Linked DNA regions of Homo sapiens: region 2 is linked to region 1. The links are chromatin loops, found by intact Hi-C in ENCODE. Cell type or tissue: heart right ventricle. All regions are shown on one strand. Links, peaks and the distances in the headings refer to the core of each region. The heading gives the core; the rest is flanking DNA. Region 1 has its middle 34 kb from the start of BCO1. Region 2 overlaps GAN (gigaxonin).

Region 1 (8,335 bases), core at 156-8,155:
TGAGAGAAAGGATGATAATTTAAAATATTTAACAACCAGCACAGCATGGGCGCCAACCAATTAGAATGGATGCTCTGATAAATCAGAATAGACACTGCGACCAACAAATAGATGCCATGACCAATCAGAATAGATGCTGTGACCAATCAGAATGGACACCCTGACCCATCAAAATAGACATGACAACCAATCAGAGCAGTCTCTGTGACCGATTAGAAAACACAGGCTGGGCGCGGTGGCTCATGCCTGTAATCCCAGCACTTTGGGAGTCCGAGGCGGGTGGATCATGAGGTCAGGAGTTCAAGACCAGCCTGGCCAATATGGTGAAACCCTGTCTCTACTAAAAATACAAAAATTAGCTGGGTGTGGTGGTGGGCGCCTGTAATCCCAGCTACTTGGGAGGCTGAGGCAGGAGAATCGCTTGAATCCAGGAGGCGGAGGTTGCACTGAGCTAAGATCATGCCATTGCACTCCATCCTGGGACACAGCGAGACTCCATCTCAAAAAAAAAAAAAAAAAAAAAGGAAAACACACTGTGGGCAGGCACAGTGGCTCATGCCTGTAATCCCAACATTTTGGGAGGCCGAGGTGGGCAGGTTACCTGATGTCAGGAGTTCAAGACCAGCCTGGCCAACATGGCGAAATCCCATCCCTACTAAAATAGAAAAAAATAAAAAATTAACCTGGCATGGTGGCACGCACCTGTAGTCCCAGCTACCCAGGAGGCTGAAGCACGAGAATCACTGGAACCCGGGTGGTGGAAGTTGCAGTGAGCTGAGATCGCACCACTGCACTCCAGCCTGGATGACAGAGCAAGACTCTGTCTCAAAAAAAAAGAAAAGACACTGTGACCGATCAGAATGGACATGACAATCAATCAGAGCAGTCTCTGTGACCAATCAGAAAACACCCTGTGACCAATGAGAATGGACCTCAGCCATAACAGTTGGCATGGCTATACCAGTGGGTGCAGCTGAATACTGGCCTTGGCCAGGGGCAACTTGATTGTGCCAAGCTAGTCGATGCTGGCTGTACTGAGATGGGCTCAGGCCCAGTTGGTAGCAGTCCCAGTGCCACCTCATCCTAGTTAAATTCCCAAAAGGAAGTGACTCGGAAGTTCGGTTCTACAGGGATGCAAAGAAGGGCCTTTGGAAGGCTAGGAGCACTCACTACCTTACTAGCCTTCTGACTCTGGGCAAATGTTTTAACCTTTCTGTGTCTTCATTTCTTCATCTGTAACATGAAGATAATACTACTATGTAATGAGTAGACAAGTTTATGCAAAGCACTTAGAACAGTGCCTGGCACACACTAGGTGCTAAATAAATGAATAAATGATAGTTTAAAAATGAACTCGGTCAGGTGTGGTGGCTCACACCTATAATCCCAGCACCTTGGGAGGCCAAGCTAGGTGGATCATCTGAGGTCAGGAGTTTGAGACCAGCCTGACCAACATGGTGAAACCCTGTCTCTACTAAATACAAAAAATTAGCCAGGTGTGGTGGTGCATGCTTGTAATCCCAGCTACTTGGGAGGCTGAGGCAGGGGAATCACTTGAACCCAGGCGGTATAGGTTGCAGTGAGCTGAGATTGTGCCGTTGCACTCCACCTGGGCAACCAGAGCAAAACTCCATCTCAAAAAAAAAGAACTCAGTAGGTGATCCTTGTTACTATTTATTTACTTTTTTTTGAAACAGGGTCTCACTCTGTTGTCCTGGCTGGCATGCAGTAGCATGATCTCAGCTCACTACAGCCTCGACCTCCCGGGTTCAAGCCATACTCCCACCTCAGCCACCCAAGTAGCTGCAACTACAGGCATGTGCAACCATACCTGACTAATTTTTGTACTTTTTGTACAAATGGGGTCTCACCCTGTTGCCCAGGCTTGTCCCGAACTTCTGGGCTCAAGCGATGCGCCCGCCTCAGCCTCCCAAAGTGTTGGAATTGCAGGCTCAAGCCACTGCACCCAGCCCACTATTTATTAAGGTCTGGGAGTTGGATAGATTTGGAGGAAATCAGTGATTTTATAGCTTGCCTTGATGTGCCCAATTCTGCAGACTCACCTCCATCAAGCTCCACCTGAATCCACAGAGGATCCCCAAAGACAGCCTGGCAGAGAGGGCCGGCTCCTGACTGGGACAGGCCGGAGCATGCAGTCACACTGAGCGTCTCCATCTTGTCTCGCACGGTCACCTGCCTCTGAGCTGTCACATGCCACTCACTGGTTGTGCATTCAGCAAACACGGTGAATTCCCCAGGAGATGTGAACTGGTGGGTCACATTGCTGGACACATTGCCGGCCACAGTCAGGGACATGACCAGTGTTGGGGAAACACAAAGACACGCATTTACACATGCACTGACAGGGTTTGGATCTGCGCTCCTGCCCAAATCTCATGTTGAATTATAATCCCCAATGTTGGAGGTGGGGCCTGGTGGAAGGTGATTGGCTCATAGGGGCGTTTTCTCGCGAGTGGCTTGGCACCATCGCCCTGATGCTGTTCTCTTGGTAGTGAGTGGGTTTTCACAAGATCTGGTTGTTTAAAAGTGTATGGCTGGCCAGCCTTGGTGGCTTATGCCTGTAATCCCAGCACTTCGGGAGGCCGAGGCGGGCAGATCGCTTGAGGTCAGGAGACAGAGACCAGCCTGGCCAACGTGGCGAAACCCCATCTCTACTAAAAACACAAAAGTTAGCTGGGCGTGGTGGTGCACACCTGTAATCCCAGGTACTAGGGAGGCTGAGGCAGGAGGATCGCTTGAACCCAGAAGGCGGAGGTTGCAGTGAGCTGAGATCGCACCACTGCATTACAGGCTGGGCGACAGAGTAAGAGCCTGTCTCAAAAAAAAAAAAAAAAAAAAAAAAAAAAAAAAAAATCCAGCGAGTACTAGTAACACTAGCAATAATAGTAACAACTTAGACTATGTCGTTCCTGGCCTGAAAACCCTCCTATTATCCTCTGTAGTGGGTGCTACAGGGAATCCCCCAGATTCCACCCTTCAAGCCTGAGCATGCATTCCCCCAGTACACCTGTGAGCTGTGGCTGAGGGCTTACAGCTGAATCCATGTCCAGGAGTCCCTTTTAGCCAAAGGGAGCTGCCTCGCTCAAACCTACCTCCCCTCCCATGGACATCTGCACCCCACGAGTGCTCAGTGCCGGGGTATAATGGTCTGGCTCTCTGGCCTCAACTGGAAGCAACTCTGAGGGCCATCTCTGCTCAGAGGTTTCTGCAGGATCGTCAGGGTCTCTGTGGCCCCTGCATCCCAGTTCAACTCTCCTCTTGCCCCATCTTACTACTCCCTTCCCATGCTCCACAACAGAGTCTGTTTCCTGGTTCCTGTGAGACAAAGTAGCAAACTCAAGGAGATAGGTGTGCTCATTTCTGTTAGCCAGCATAATCACAGGAAGCCCCTGACTGCAGTGACAGGCAGCCCTCCAGAACACTTTGAAGACAAAACAGAATAGAGTGCTCGGCTTCCACGTCTCTAGCCTGAGTCACTATATCCCTAAAAAGATAAATGACTGGTCCTTTTCTTACATATAAGATAATGTCTCGCTGGGTGCAGTGGCTCACGCCTGTAATCCCAGCACTTTGGGAGGCCGAGGTGGGCGGATCACGAGGTCAGGAGATTGAGACCATCCTGGCTAACACGGTGAAACCCCGTCTCTACAAAAATACAAAAAAAAAAAATTTAGCCAGGCGTGGTGGCGGGCGCCTGTAGTCCCAACTACTTGGGAGGCTGAGGCAGGAGAATGGCGTGAACCCGGGAGGAGGAGCTTGCAGTGGGCCGAGATCGCGCCACTGCACTCCAGCCTGGGTGACAGAGCAAGACTCCGTCTTAAAGAAAAAAAAAAAAAGATAACATCTGAGATGGCTGGTGATTATGCTTCTGCAATCTACAACAAGATTTTTTTTTTTTTTTTTTGAGACAGAGTCTTTCTCTGTTGCTCAGGCTGGAGAGCAGTAGCAGGATCTCCGCTCACTGAAACCTTCGCCTGCCAGGTTCAAGCGATTCTCCTCCATCAGCCTCCTGTGTAGCTGGGAATACAGGCATGCACCACCACGTCCAGCTAATTTTTTTTTTTTTTTTTTTTTTTTTAGTAGAGATGGAGTTTCACCATGTTGACCGGGCTGGTCTTGAGCTCCTGACCCCAAGCGATCTGCCCACCTTGGCCTCCCAAAGTGCTGGGATTACAGGCATGAGCCACCGAAGCCGGCCAACAAGATATACTTTAGTCATCTAGAGGCAGATGCACTCTTGCACCCAAACTTTGATGTGATTTTACGTGGACTGAACCTCCACAACCCATATAGAAGCTGTGAGCTGAAACACTGTTTTGGAGCAGTCTGGCAGAACCTCTTTGAAAGACCTCCCAGGCTGTAGTTCTCAGTCTGTCGTCCTGAACAAAACTAACTTTAATTATTTAAAAAGCTTGATTTTTCTTTAGTTGACAGACCCCACCTACGTTAGACTGGCTAGCATCAACAGCTCTTCAGGACCAGGCTCCTGCTGAGTTTTTCAGCATCTTTCATTCTTCCACAGAGTCCTGAACTCCAGGCATGGCGAGGTCCTTGCAGTTATTTGAATACGCCACATGCTTTCAGGTCCATGCTACTCTCTTTTCTCTAGATCCATTGCTCTTGCCTTATAATTCTGGTTCCCCGAGAGAGGACTTTAGCTCTAGGTCACTCTAAGGCTCCTGCTGTTTTGTGGATTATTAGTTTCAGACAAATCTCTGCACGCCCAATATCAGCTGTGCGCAGAAGCAGCCGATTAACGGAAGAACAATGTCAATCCCTAGATTTGCCAGAAGGTGGCGCTCAGCTAACCAACGCTGGATTCACACAGATTTCACCAAAAGCAAATTGTTCTGTAAGGCCCGTAATACAGTTTCAGAAATGTGGAAAATTTTCCATGACAAACACAGAAAAAAAAAAGGCCCTCCATGCAAATGAATATAAGGCAAGGTAAAAAGGAGCTTCTAACAGAGAAGTCTTCTGACTCCTAAGCAATGCAATTCTTCCCAGGAGCTCTTATTATTTATCAACAATGGATACGAAGGGTTTGATTTAAACATCTCACCTCTTAGACTAATGATGAGTTAAGAAAAAGGAGGCTGCACCAACACATAAGAGAAAAGCACAGTGATATTTACACAAAAAAATGTGGCTTCCGTACATTCAAAAATCAAAATTCATGCTATTTTCCCTATCATAACCTGAGTTCTGTGGCTGCTAGTATTGATAAGAAGGCATCAGAAAGGCATTTCCCAGTGTTTATAAAAATGATTTTTAAAAGGTGGGTGGTGACCAGGCACAATCGCTCACGCCTGTAATCCCAGCACTTTGAAAAGCCGAGATGGGCAGATCATCTGAGGTCAGGAGTTCAAGACCAGCCTGGACAACATGGCAAAACCCCACCTCTATCTACTAAAAATACAAAAATTAGCTGGGCGTGGTGGAGCATGCCTGTAGTCCCAGCTACTCGGGAGACAGAGGCAGGAGAATCGCTTGAACCTGGGATATGGAGGTTGCGGTGAGCCGAGATCATGCCACTGCACTCCAGCCTGGGTGACAGAGCAAGACTCTGCCAATCCTCCACCCGCCCCCCCCCCCCCCAAAAAAAAGGTGGGTGGGTAGTTTCAAGGTCCAACAAATCTTTAATGTAAAGGAAGATGGACTATTTGGGTGGGGCAATGGTGGAGGAGGTGCCACCATCTATTTCCTTTGAAAGAGAAAAAAATGTCAGTGATTGTTGTTTAGAGCTAATGCCCAGAGAGACTGCAAATGTCAAACAGTGCTGTGTCTTAGATTTTAATCGCACAAAAACTTCCAGAGAATAATACAACAAACACCCTTGGATTCGCCATCCAGACTTAACAAACATTAACATTTGGTCCCATTTGCTTCTGTTCTAAACCACTGTTTATCACTGAAAAGTCCTGTGTAGCTGTGGGTCATAGCGGGGCTACATTTAGGCAATTTTGACTTATGCCAAATTCAAGTTCTACAAGATTTGGGGGCTGAAAGATTGTGTAACTTACAATCTGTCGTTTTCTTTACAAACTCATAGCAGTCAGGAAGAAACCCACAGAACAGTGGCATAGGTATTTGTATCACCCAGATATTTGCCCCCAAAACATCACTGTAAATAGTTTCTCATTTGACACCATGAAACATTCAAGGCAGCCACGAACACAAATGTGACAGGGGGCCATGTGCTGTGGCTCACACCTGTACTACCAGCACTGTGGGAGGCCGAGGGGGTAGATCACTTGTGGTTAGAGGTTCGACACCAACCTAGCCAACGTGGTGAAACCCTGTCCCTACTAAAAATACAAATATTAGCCAGGCATGGCGGCACATGCTTGTAGTTCTAGCTACTTGGGAGGCTGAGGCAGGAGAATCGCTTGAACCCAGGAGGTGGAGGTTGCAGTGAGCCGAGATCGAGCCATTGCACTCCAGCCTGGGCGATGGAGAAAGACCCTGCCTCAAAAAAAAAAAAAAAAAAAAAGAAAGAAAGAAAAGAAAAGAAAAGAAAACCTATGAGGTAGAGTGTTTGCAAAAGTAGCAGCAACAGTTCCTCCCATCCCATATAGAAGCACCTCGCAGTGTGGCTCCACACTCCTTCTATCAGTAGGTGGGGTCTATTCCTCCACCTCTTGAATCTGGTCTTGGCCATGGAACTTGCTTTGGCCAACGGTATCTTAGAAAATGTAACACAAGCAGAGATTTGAAAAAATGTTTGCGCATTGGGCTCCGCTGCTAGGAACACTGTGTGAATGAGCCTAGGCTAACCTGTTGAGTGATGAGCAGCATATGCTTCTAGCTGACATCCAGCTGACCACTAGGCATGTGAGTGAGTGAGGTCTTCCCGGACAGCCTACCCCAGCCAACTCCACTCAGACAAGAAAAGCCGCCCAGCTCTCCAAAGAACCGTAAGAAATGGTAACTATTGTTTTAAGCCACCAAGTTTTGGGTTGGTTTGTTATGTGGCAAAAAAACTGATGATACAACCTGGCTCAAGGCTCAGAGATTTCTCTTACCTCGGCGGGTTGTAGGGATCAAAAGTGTGGCTGTCTCCTGTACTAATTATACAGGACAGGTTTCCTATGTAGGGTGAGAGGAGCCACGTCAGGGAGATGGTGACATTGTCAAAGATGAAACTCTCACTGGACACCATCAGCTGCAGGGCTGTGGATTAAAACATAAAATGCTGCATGCACTTGTGAAGCAAAATTGCACATTTCTGTTTATAACCGACTCTCTTCTGGCTACCTGTCCAGTATTTTTATGTGGGTCTTTTTTTTTTTTTTTTTTTTTTTCTCACAGGGTCTTGCTCTTTCACCCAGGCTGGAGTACAGTGATGCGATCATGGCTCACTGCAGCCTCGATCTTTCCAGGCTCAGGTGATCTTCCCACCTCAGTAGAGACTGAGTAGCTGGGACTACAGGTATGTGCTACCACACCCACTAATATTTATTTTTATTTTTTGAGACAGGGTTTCACTCTGTCGCCCAGGGTGGAGGGCAATAGCATGATCTCTGCTCACTGCAACCTCTGCCTGCTAGGTTCAAGTGATTCTCCCACCTCAGCCTCCCAAGTAGCTGGGATTACAGGTGCATGCCACTACGGCTGGCTAATTTTTGTATTTTTTGGTAGAGACAGAGTTTCACCATGTTGGCCAATGGTCTCGAACTACTGACTTCAAGTGATCTACTCCCCTCAGCCTCCCAAAGTCCTGGGATTACAGGCATGAGCCACCACACCCAGCCTAATTTTTAGATTTTTTGTAGAGACGGGGTTTCTCCACGTTGTCCAGGCTTGTCTCCAACTCCTGGGCTCAGACTATCCTCCTCCCTCCCAAAGTGCTGGGATTACAGGCGTGAGCCACCGCGTCCAGCCAAGGGGAGCAACTTTGAATGAGGGAGTCTCTTAGCACACAGAGATCAGCCCACGTGGGTGGCTGCTGTCTCTGTTTTCAGGGGAAGCTGGACATGCCATAAAATCAGAGGGACATTTCTATGCTCAAGCAAGTCGGGGACTCACCTTCCCGGCACTGGTACTGCACCCACAGGTAACTGCCCTGAGTCGGACACAGGTTTCCAAAGTAGGTCTCATCTGCTGCCACCTGGCATGACTGTAGCTCCTGGCACTGGCCTGGGAAGCACGCACATCCCAGCGGAAGCAGGAATGGTGTGCAAGACAAAAGAGGATACATTCAACAGAGCTGTACAGAGATGAATGGCCTCTCACCCACTCATTCATTTACCCACCATCCGCCCAACAAATAGCTTTTGATATCTCCTGAAGACCAGGTACTGGGCTAGGTACT
Region 2 (8,335 bases), core at 7-8,006, 130 kb after region 1:
TTGTTTGAACCCGGGAGGCGGAGGTTGCGAGGAGACGAGATCGCGCCATTGCGCTCTAGCCTGGGCAACAAGAGTGAAACTCCGTCTCAAAAAAAAAGGATAATTGAGTTGTCTGTGATATGTATGTACAGTCAGCATTGCTTAATGACACCAATACGTTCTGAGAAATACATCATTGGGCATTTTGTCATTGTTCGAATATCACAGAGTGTACAAACCTAGAGGGCATAACCTACTACCCACCTAGACTATCTGATGTAGTCTGTTGCTTCTAGGCCACAGACCTATACAGCATGTGACTGTACTGAACACTGTAGGCAGTTACAACACAGCGGCAAGTATATGTGTATCTAAACATAGAAAAGCCACAGCAAAAATATGGCATGATAATCTTACGGGACCACTGTTGTATATACTGTCCATCACGGACTGAAACATCGTTACCTGCTACATGACTGTCCTGCCGAAAAAGTAAAAGGTCAGAGTTCAGGATGCTGAATATACTACATCCAAGTAAGGTTGAACTTTCTGCCATAGCATTTTACTATGTAGCTGAATACGTTTGTGGGGTAGGGCAAAGGGACAGAATAAACCATTTTGCAACAGAGTTTAGAGTCTTACTTTTGGACTGTTTTAGATGGCATGGTCAGCTCCCACGAATTCAATTTCTGATGCCAAGAAAGCTGAGAGAAGAAGAGACCGAATTCTTTATTCAGAAAGAGTAGCTCTGATGAGAGAGCGTTTTGTCCCAACATGACTAAAGAATTAATTGAGAAGCATTCATTTCCTTGACAACATTTTGGAAGGCATTTTCAGCTTCAAGTTGTTTGGAGAAGTTTATAGCAGTGGATTATAAATTAAGGAGGCGCCAGAAGCAAAAAGGTGGTTTTCAGATGGAGCTTAAACATGCTAACGGGAAGTTCATCCTGGAGCTGCCTCTTATTTATTAAAGGGAACTGGAGGGGTGTACTGGAGGCTGTAGTTTTTGTTTCCCCTACTCCACTATCTCCTTTCCTAAAAAAGGAAAAAGGGGGCAGTCTCTTAAAGTTCACTTAATGCTTCGGTTTGAACTACACAAAAAAGACAAGTACAAAGACAATAATAAATTCACATAAATTCCTGCTTTCATTTTGGATTTATTTAGGAGGCCTACTTTCTTTGAAAAGGCATAAAATCTTCCTTGTAACTCTCTACATTGGGAAAGAGAAAATGGAAAGTGAGTAGAAACATGAACTTGCTTCTGAAGTATGGAGCTCCTATAGTATTTAAAGTGCTGCCTGTGTACTGTAGCAAGAAAGAACCAGATAAGCCAGTTTTTAATTAGACAGGGGAAACTTGTAAGAGTGCTCCCCAAAGTGAAGGGGCTTATTCTTGAGATGCTCATTTGCATGGGGGTCTTAAGGTTATATAGAAAGAGCCTTTTAATAGCCTCCGAAATAGAATAGCAAAGTAGAAAATCTAGAACTGTTTGACAGGTTGTGGCACGAATGCCTTCCTTTTATGTACCTTTCCAAAAGGTCAGGGTGTGACCAGAACAAGGAATCAGACTTGTTTCATTGAAGCAGAATTTCTTGGCTTCACCAGTTGCTGCGTCATCGTTTTAATCGTCTTTGAACTCTTAAAATTTTAACATGCATTTTCAAACCTTGTCTTTTAAGAGAGAAATTTTATTGACTGCTTTACTTTCAAAATGACGCGAACTAGATTTAAATTTAAAAAATCTATACACACAAAAAATTGGGAAATTACATTGGAGCTTCATTTATGTTGCCCTCAATTTCTGGTTCTGAACAGTATACTTAATGTATAGTTACAGTTGAAGTAGTTGAAATCTATATTTACCTGTTATTTACAGTTCGTCTTTTTACTTGAATTCATTTCACATCTCTCTCGTATCTCAATGTAATGCCCATAGTTGTCATTTTTAATAGCTGTTATTACATCATATTACTGTTTCATATTCTGTGCTTCAGAAATGTCATTCTCTTTGCCATTTAATTTGCAGGCTGAATGATGACACCATAAACAAATCAGAAAAAGAGTTTGGGTTCTTTTTGTATTTTTTGTGACTACAGGTAAACCTACTTTGGAGACTATATCCCAGATCTGAAGATAGAAACAGATTTGTTATTTGTTGTGTGAAGCCAGGTTACTGTCCAGGAAAACTGTCTTATCATATAAAGACCCTACCAGTGTGTATCTTATTTTTTTTTTTTTAGATCTATCACCATTTTTTTTAGATCTATCACCATTCCTTCATCACTTTTGGAAATCATTTCTCAAAAATCGTTACTTCACTTATCTGTTAGACTGGATTTTAAAGTGTTGTGTGTTTGCTATTGTAAAAATATTCAGAGCAGGGATTGGCAGACTTTTTCTCTGAAGGGTTAGAAATAATTTTGTGCTTTGCAAGCCACATGTGGTCTTGGTCACATATTCTTCTTTGTTTTTGTTTTAATAACCTTTTAAAAATATAACAACCATTTCTATCTCCGTGGCTAAACAGGCAGCAGGTTGTAATTTGTCACCGTTTCATCTACAGTATTAGATGTTTAAAAATCTGGGCGTAAAATCTTTTAACTCTGAAGGTCATGTTTAAAATGCTAATTAGACATAATGATGATTTACATGCCAATCTTCTGTAGAGCAAAGATTGATAGTCAAGGCCTATCCTCCCTGACTGTCTCATCTCCTGTTCCCCCACCCTTTTTCTCCTGTTGTTTGTTCTCTTCTCTTTTTTTTTCCTTCTCTCCTGGCTTCTTTGCCCCAGCAGAAAAGTCTGCTCATCTTTTCCAGTGCCTGGCGTGTAGGAGATGTGCACATGTTGAACAAACGCATCTGTTAAAAGCAAGCAGAGGAAGCATAGATTCATTCAGGGCAACTGGAATCCGTGTTCCTGGGTTGCCGCCCTCAAATGTGGCCAAATAAACTCTCTACTTATATTGGAAAAAAAGAAAAAAAGTAAACAGACTCTGCATCCTCTTCTTACAAGTGCATAATTTCCCTGACCTTGCAACCAGGCTTCTTGAAAGAAAAGTATCTCTTTATCTTGTGCACAGTCTCAGCTCCTGGTTTTTGTTCAGTCTGCAGTTAGGCTCATGTCTTACCACTCCATCAAAACTGTTCTTTAAAAAATTGCAGTGTATAATTGCCAAATCAAGTGAAAACTTAAGTGTTTATCTTGACCTGTCTGCTGTATTTATCAGATCATTTTGTTGATATATTTTGTTGATACTTGGTCTCTCCAGGCTTCTGTGGCACCTCTTGTCCCATGTTCCTCACAGCCTGTTTTTCTGGCTCTCCTCCCCATCTGTCCCTATACCTTGATTAGACATAAGATTCCATTCTCACCCTGCACTGTCTCCCACGGTGATCTCATCTACCCCAGAGAAGCTACTGCCTTGACCTCTTTCCTGAGCCCCAGACCCACTGATACCAAGCCCGCTACATGGCCACCTTAAACCCAGTCAACCTAGCTCCCTCCCCCAGCCAGTGGGCTGTCCTCCATTGACTGTGTGGGTTAGTATACTACCAGACTCCCCAGGAGAAATCTAGGAGGCAGCAGAGATATCATCACCTCGCTCACTCTCAGCATCTAATTGATGCCCAGACCTCTCGTTTCTACCTCTCAGATCTCTGGAATCTGCCTTCTCTTCACCATTGCCACTGGCCCTGCCCCTCCTCAAGTGCCAGCTTTCATCAGTTCTGACTTGTGGCAGGACCTCTCACTGGTCTGTCTGCCTCCCTGCTCAGCCCCCGTCAGTCTCCACACTGCTGCCGCCAGAGTGATGTTTCTAGAATGTAATCGGATAATGTTTAAAACTCTAATATCTCCAGAGACAAGGCTGATTCAGTGCTGGGGCAGGAAAAAGACACCAAGAGGCTGGAGCATTTTGTGCCAGAAAGCACTGAGGAGCTCAGAAGACAGGCTTTGTGCAGGGCACAGGAGCCACCCAGAAGGGACTCCCAGAGGCCAATACCTCAGCAATGTGAGCAAGAAAATAAATCACAGTATAACATTGGATTCTACTCCAGATAATAAGATAAACACCCATGTGTCTGTGCATGGATAAGTGAATGAATGAATGCATGAATAAACTAATAAATGGAGGAGAGGAGACAGGTCTTTCTTATAAAAGAATTTCAATTCGTATATGTAGAAGAAATAGAGGATAGAAATCATCATTGAAGTACCACAGTTATTGTTGCAGACAGTATCTACTGATGGCTACAAAAAGGGTGAGATTTTGAGGAGAAAAAGGTATTTATGTATTCCCAAATTATCTCCTTGAATATACTTACAAAGGGAAAAATTATAACTTAACCATGGAGAAACCCAAGAGGTACCACCTTAACCAAGTGACCAAGGTCAGCATCATTAGAACAAGACATAATAATATCATCTTCTGCCTGATACGATATTTCCGTAGTGTATCTGCTAAAAATGCATAACCTCAGTGGAATTATAAGAAATTAAACAGGCAGGCATGGTGGTTCACGCCTGTAATCCTGGCAGGTGTGAGGCTAAAGCAGGAGGGTTGCTTAAGCCCAGCAGTCTAGACCAACCTGGGTACCATAGCAAGATCCCATCTTTACAAAAACTTTAAAAATTAGCCAGGCATGGTGGCGCACACCTGTAGTCCCAGCCACTCAGAAGGCTGAGGGAGGAGGATCACTTGAGCCCAGAAGTTTGAGGCTGCAGTGATCTGTGCTCGCACCACTGCGCTCTACCCTGGGCAACAGAGACCATGTCTCAAAAAAAGAAAAAAGGCAAATCCAAGTTGAGGAACGAGATGCGAATTAATTGACCAGTGCACATCAAAGTGCTAAGGTCATGAAAGACAAGGAAGGAAGGACAAACTGTCACTGATTAGAGACAAGACAACTAACTGCAGGATGGGACTAGATTGGATCCTAGAACAGAGAAAGGACACTGCGGGGGAAAAGTGGTGATACTGGAATAAAGCATGTGGTTTAATTAGTATTTCTGTAACAATATTAATTTCTGAGTTTGGATAATTGCAGGGTGCAAAGGAACTCAGTACAATTTTTAAAAACTTTTTTAAAAATCTTAAATTATTTCAAAATCAGTAGGTGAAAAAAAGAAAACCAAATTCCTAAGGAGCGGCTCCATTTCCCTCAAGGCAAAGTCCAAGTTTGCTTGTGGGAAGTCCTTCAGGAACGGCTCTTCCCCACGTCCCACCCTGTCCCCTCATACACATGGCTGCACCCCGCTCTCTAGCTTTGCCAAACTCCTTGCATTCTCTCATTTCTTTGTTGAAGTTGTATACAATATAGAGCAAATCTCTAAATTTAAAACGGTTTATTTGGGAAGCAAGAATTACATTTTGGGCCGTACGCCCAGACTGGGGTCTTCAGTATGTCAGAAGAACAAAGAGAAGGCTGGGACATACTGTGAAAGAAAGCTCTTGGAAGGCCGGGCGTGGTGGCTCATGCCTGTAATCCCAGCACTTTGGGAGGTCAAGGCGGGCGGATCACCTGAGGTCGGGAGTTTGAGACCAGCCTGACCAATATGGAGAAACCTGTCTCTACTAAAAATACAAAATTAGCCGGGCATGGTGGCGCATGCCTGTGATCCCAGCTACTTGGAAGGCTGAGGCAGGAGAATCGCTTGAACCTGGGAGGCAGAGGTTGCGGTGAGCCGAGATGATGCCATTGCACTTCAGCCTGGGCAACGAGAGGGAAAATCTGTCTCAAAAAAAAAAAAAAAGAAAAAGAAAAAAAAGAAGCTCATGGATGCTAGAGAAGCTTTCAGGAACTGGCAAGCAACGGTGGTGGGTAAACCAGTCAGAGACGTTGCAGGTCATTTCAGCAAGCTACCAGGTCAGACTGGCTGTGGGGTTGCAGCAGGCAGTTTCAGCAACTGGGCTTGTGGAAAAGTTAGTTCTTGCAGCAGGAGCTATGTGCCCTAAGTGCTTTCTACACTGGTCCTTGACTCATATTTAACTGGGTATGACTAGAATGACCCAGTTTGTATGATCAACTTTCACACCTGGGATGTAGTCTTTTACTGTAATGCTTTTGCTGTCCCCCTTCCTTGGTGTACTTGCTCTCCCTCCAAGTATGCCTGCAAGTGCTCAGCCAACCTGAGTCGGGTGCCACCTCTGTGAAGCCTCCTGTGACCACTCTCTCCCAAGAGCTGATTCTGCCTTCCCTTGTACATAGCACATGCCTGCTCCACAGTGCTTGCAACTGCCATGTCTCCTTAGTCTCCAGTGTGTGGTGGTTCCTCAGTCTTTCCTTGTCTTTCATGACCACAGCTCTTCTGGTGAGTACTAGTCAGTTATTTTATAGAATATCCCTTGTCTTGGTTTTGTTTGGTTTCTTACGATTAGATTGGATGGGAGGGTTGCATTTTTGGCAAGAACCCCATGGAAGTGATATCATGTCCTCTTCAGTGCATCATATCAGGAGGCCGTGATGTTAATTTGTCCCAACATTGGTATTGTTCAGTTTGATCACGTTATTTAAGAGGTATCCACTAGGTTTAGGGCCGAGTGCAATGGCTCATGCCTGTAATCCCAGCACTTTGGGAGGCTGAGGTGGGCAGATCACAAGGTCAGGAGATCGAGATCATCCTGGCTAACACAGTGAAACCCCATCTCTACCAAAAATACAAAACAAAAATTAGCCAGGTAGGTGGCACGCACCTGTAGTCTCAGCTACTTGGGAGGCTGAGGCAGGAGAATCGCTTGAACCCAGGAGATGGAGGTTGCAGTGAGCTGAGATCACGCCACTCCACTCCAGCCTAGGCAACAGAGCGAGACTCCATCTCAAAAAAAAAAAAAAAAAAGGAGGAATCCACTAGGTTAGTCTGTTTTTCTCTTTATAATTAATAAGTTGTGGGAGCAACACTTTGAGATTATGTAAATATCCCATTCCTCACTAACCTGCATTCACCAGTTTTAGTATCCACTTCTGTTTTATAACCCGGTCCATCCTTCTGTATTTATTAGGTGGACTCTGAAATTTTAGACTTAAGCAGGTGGGTAGAAAATAGTACCGTTTACTAGTTAGGGACAACTGGGGAGGAATAGGCTATGCATAGCCTGGGGGGAAAAGGATTTATGTAACACAATGGGTACTTTCTATCATGAAACATAATGCTAGAGGCTTACATGACTGGATTAAAATCCAAATAGAAATGATTCATAGCAATTCATTTTGTTGACATTAAGTCTATGGTTAGAAGTAAAAGTTTGTCAGTTCCTCAAGGATGGAGACTACCAACTAGTTGAGATCTTATTTCTGAATCCATACTTAGTACCTAATATCTCACCTGGTGCGGTGAGAGGCTAGCTACACAAAACAACACCACCTATCCACCAATCCAGTTTTCACTGGTTTGGTTACACGTTGTAGCTGTCCCTCTAGGGATGGCTGCATTCCTGCCTGGTCCAGTTGTTACTTATAGTTGTGCACGTCCACAATCCTGGGGTGCTGTGTGTGTGCTGTCTTCCCTGCTTCATGTCCCCCAAACACATGCACACTCTGCAGAAGTTTCATTGCACTGCCTTCCCGTTTCATTTGTAATTCACACTTGCCATGTTCTCTTTTCAGAAAACATAACCTTCTTTGAGATAAATTTCTCCTTTCTTCAAATCACATGACTCTCAAAGATACATAATTGCTATTCTCATATTTCTTCCAGATACAAATGTAATTGGACATGGTTATGCAGAGCAAAGCTAAATACAAAATGCTACATTATATTTCCTCTTCAAAGTGGATGATGTGATATCAAGAGGAGAATGGAAAAGGTTTCTGTGGATCTGCCTGTGTTGCATAGTTGGGGGAAGGGAGGCTGTCGGGGAAGGATAGGACTGTGGCTGTGGCCTCCTGGGAGTTGCTTCTGCACCTCCATTGTGAAGGTGGGTCTCCGTCACCTTCATTACTGTGTTGTTGGTTGGTGGGATGAAGACACCTGGAAAGTAAACCCTTGATTTTCCTGAAACCTTTCCTGACTTTTCACTACATTGCATCTCCGAATCTTCCCAGGCAGGGCACATGTGGTATTGAGTAGTGAGCAGAGAAGCGGGCTGAGATGGGGTGCAACTAGGTTTATTCCCAAATGAAAGCCTCCTCCTGTGGCCAGCCCTAGAGTCCGGTTCCCATTCGGATTATTGCACTGGGGACAATAGTGGAACTGTGGATAGTGGAACATTTGAGCATTGAATTGAACTGCTGAGTGTCCAGCACACCCTGGGGCCGATATGGAGAGAAAGTATCCCCTTCTCATTTGAGGACAAACCAGTGGGATGGAGTGCAGAAAAGCTCACAACCACTCAGCCGGTTCATGATGCCATTCTAAACA

What was found. Peaks named below come from ENCODE experiments on the same cell type or tissue, not always from the same donor. Only the 100,000 strongest peaks of a DNase experiment are listed, where the experiment ranks them.
Region 2: a loop joins it to region 1, with 2.7 times the contacts of the local background. A loop is called at or near these places in 4 of 110 quality-filtered maps.

What each region holds. Positions count from the first base shown.
Region 1 is chr16:81,200,442-81,208,776 of GRCh38, forward strand. It overlaps the pseudogene PKD1L2. Among named protein-coding and RNA genes, the nearest start is that of BCO1, 34 kb to the right of the region's middle. In heart right ventricle, for the core only: a CTCF peak has its summit at 4,841 (motif pointing right); a DNase peak (open chromatin) is centred at 4,802; H3K27me3 peaks cover 838 bases.
Region 2 is chr16:81,326,446-81,334,780 of GRCh38, forward strand. All of the region lies in intron 1 of GAN (gigaxonin), which reads left to right. Among named protein-coding and RNA genes, the nearest start is that of GAN, 16 kb to the left of the region's middle. In heart right ventricle, for the core only: no CTCF peak of the experiment used is centred there; a DNase peak (open chromatin) is centred at 3,666.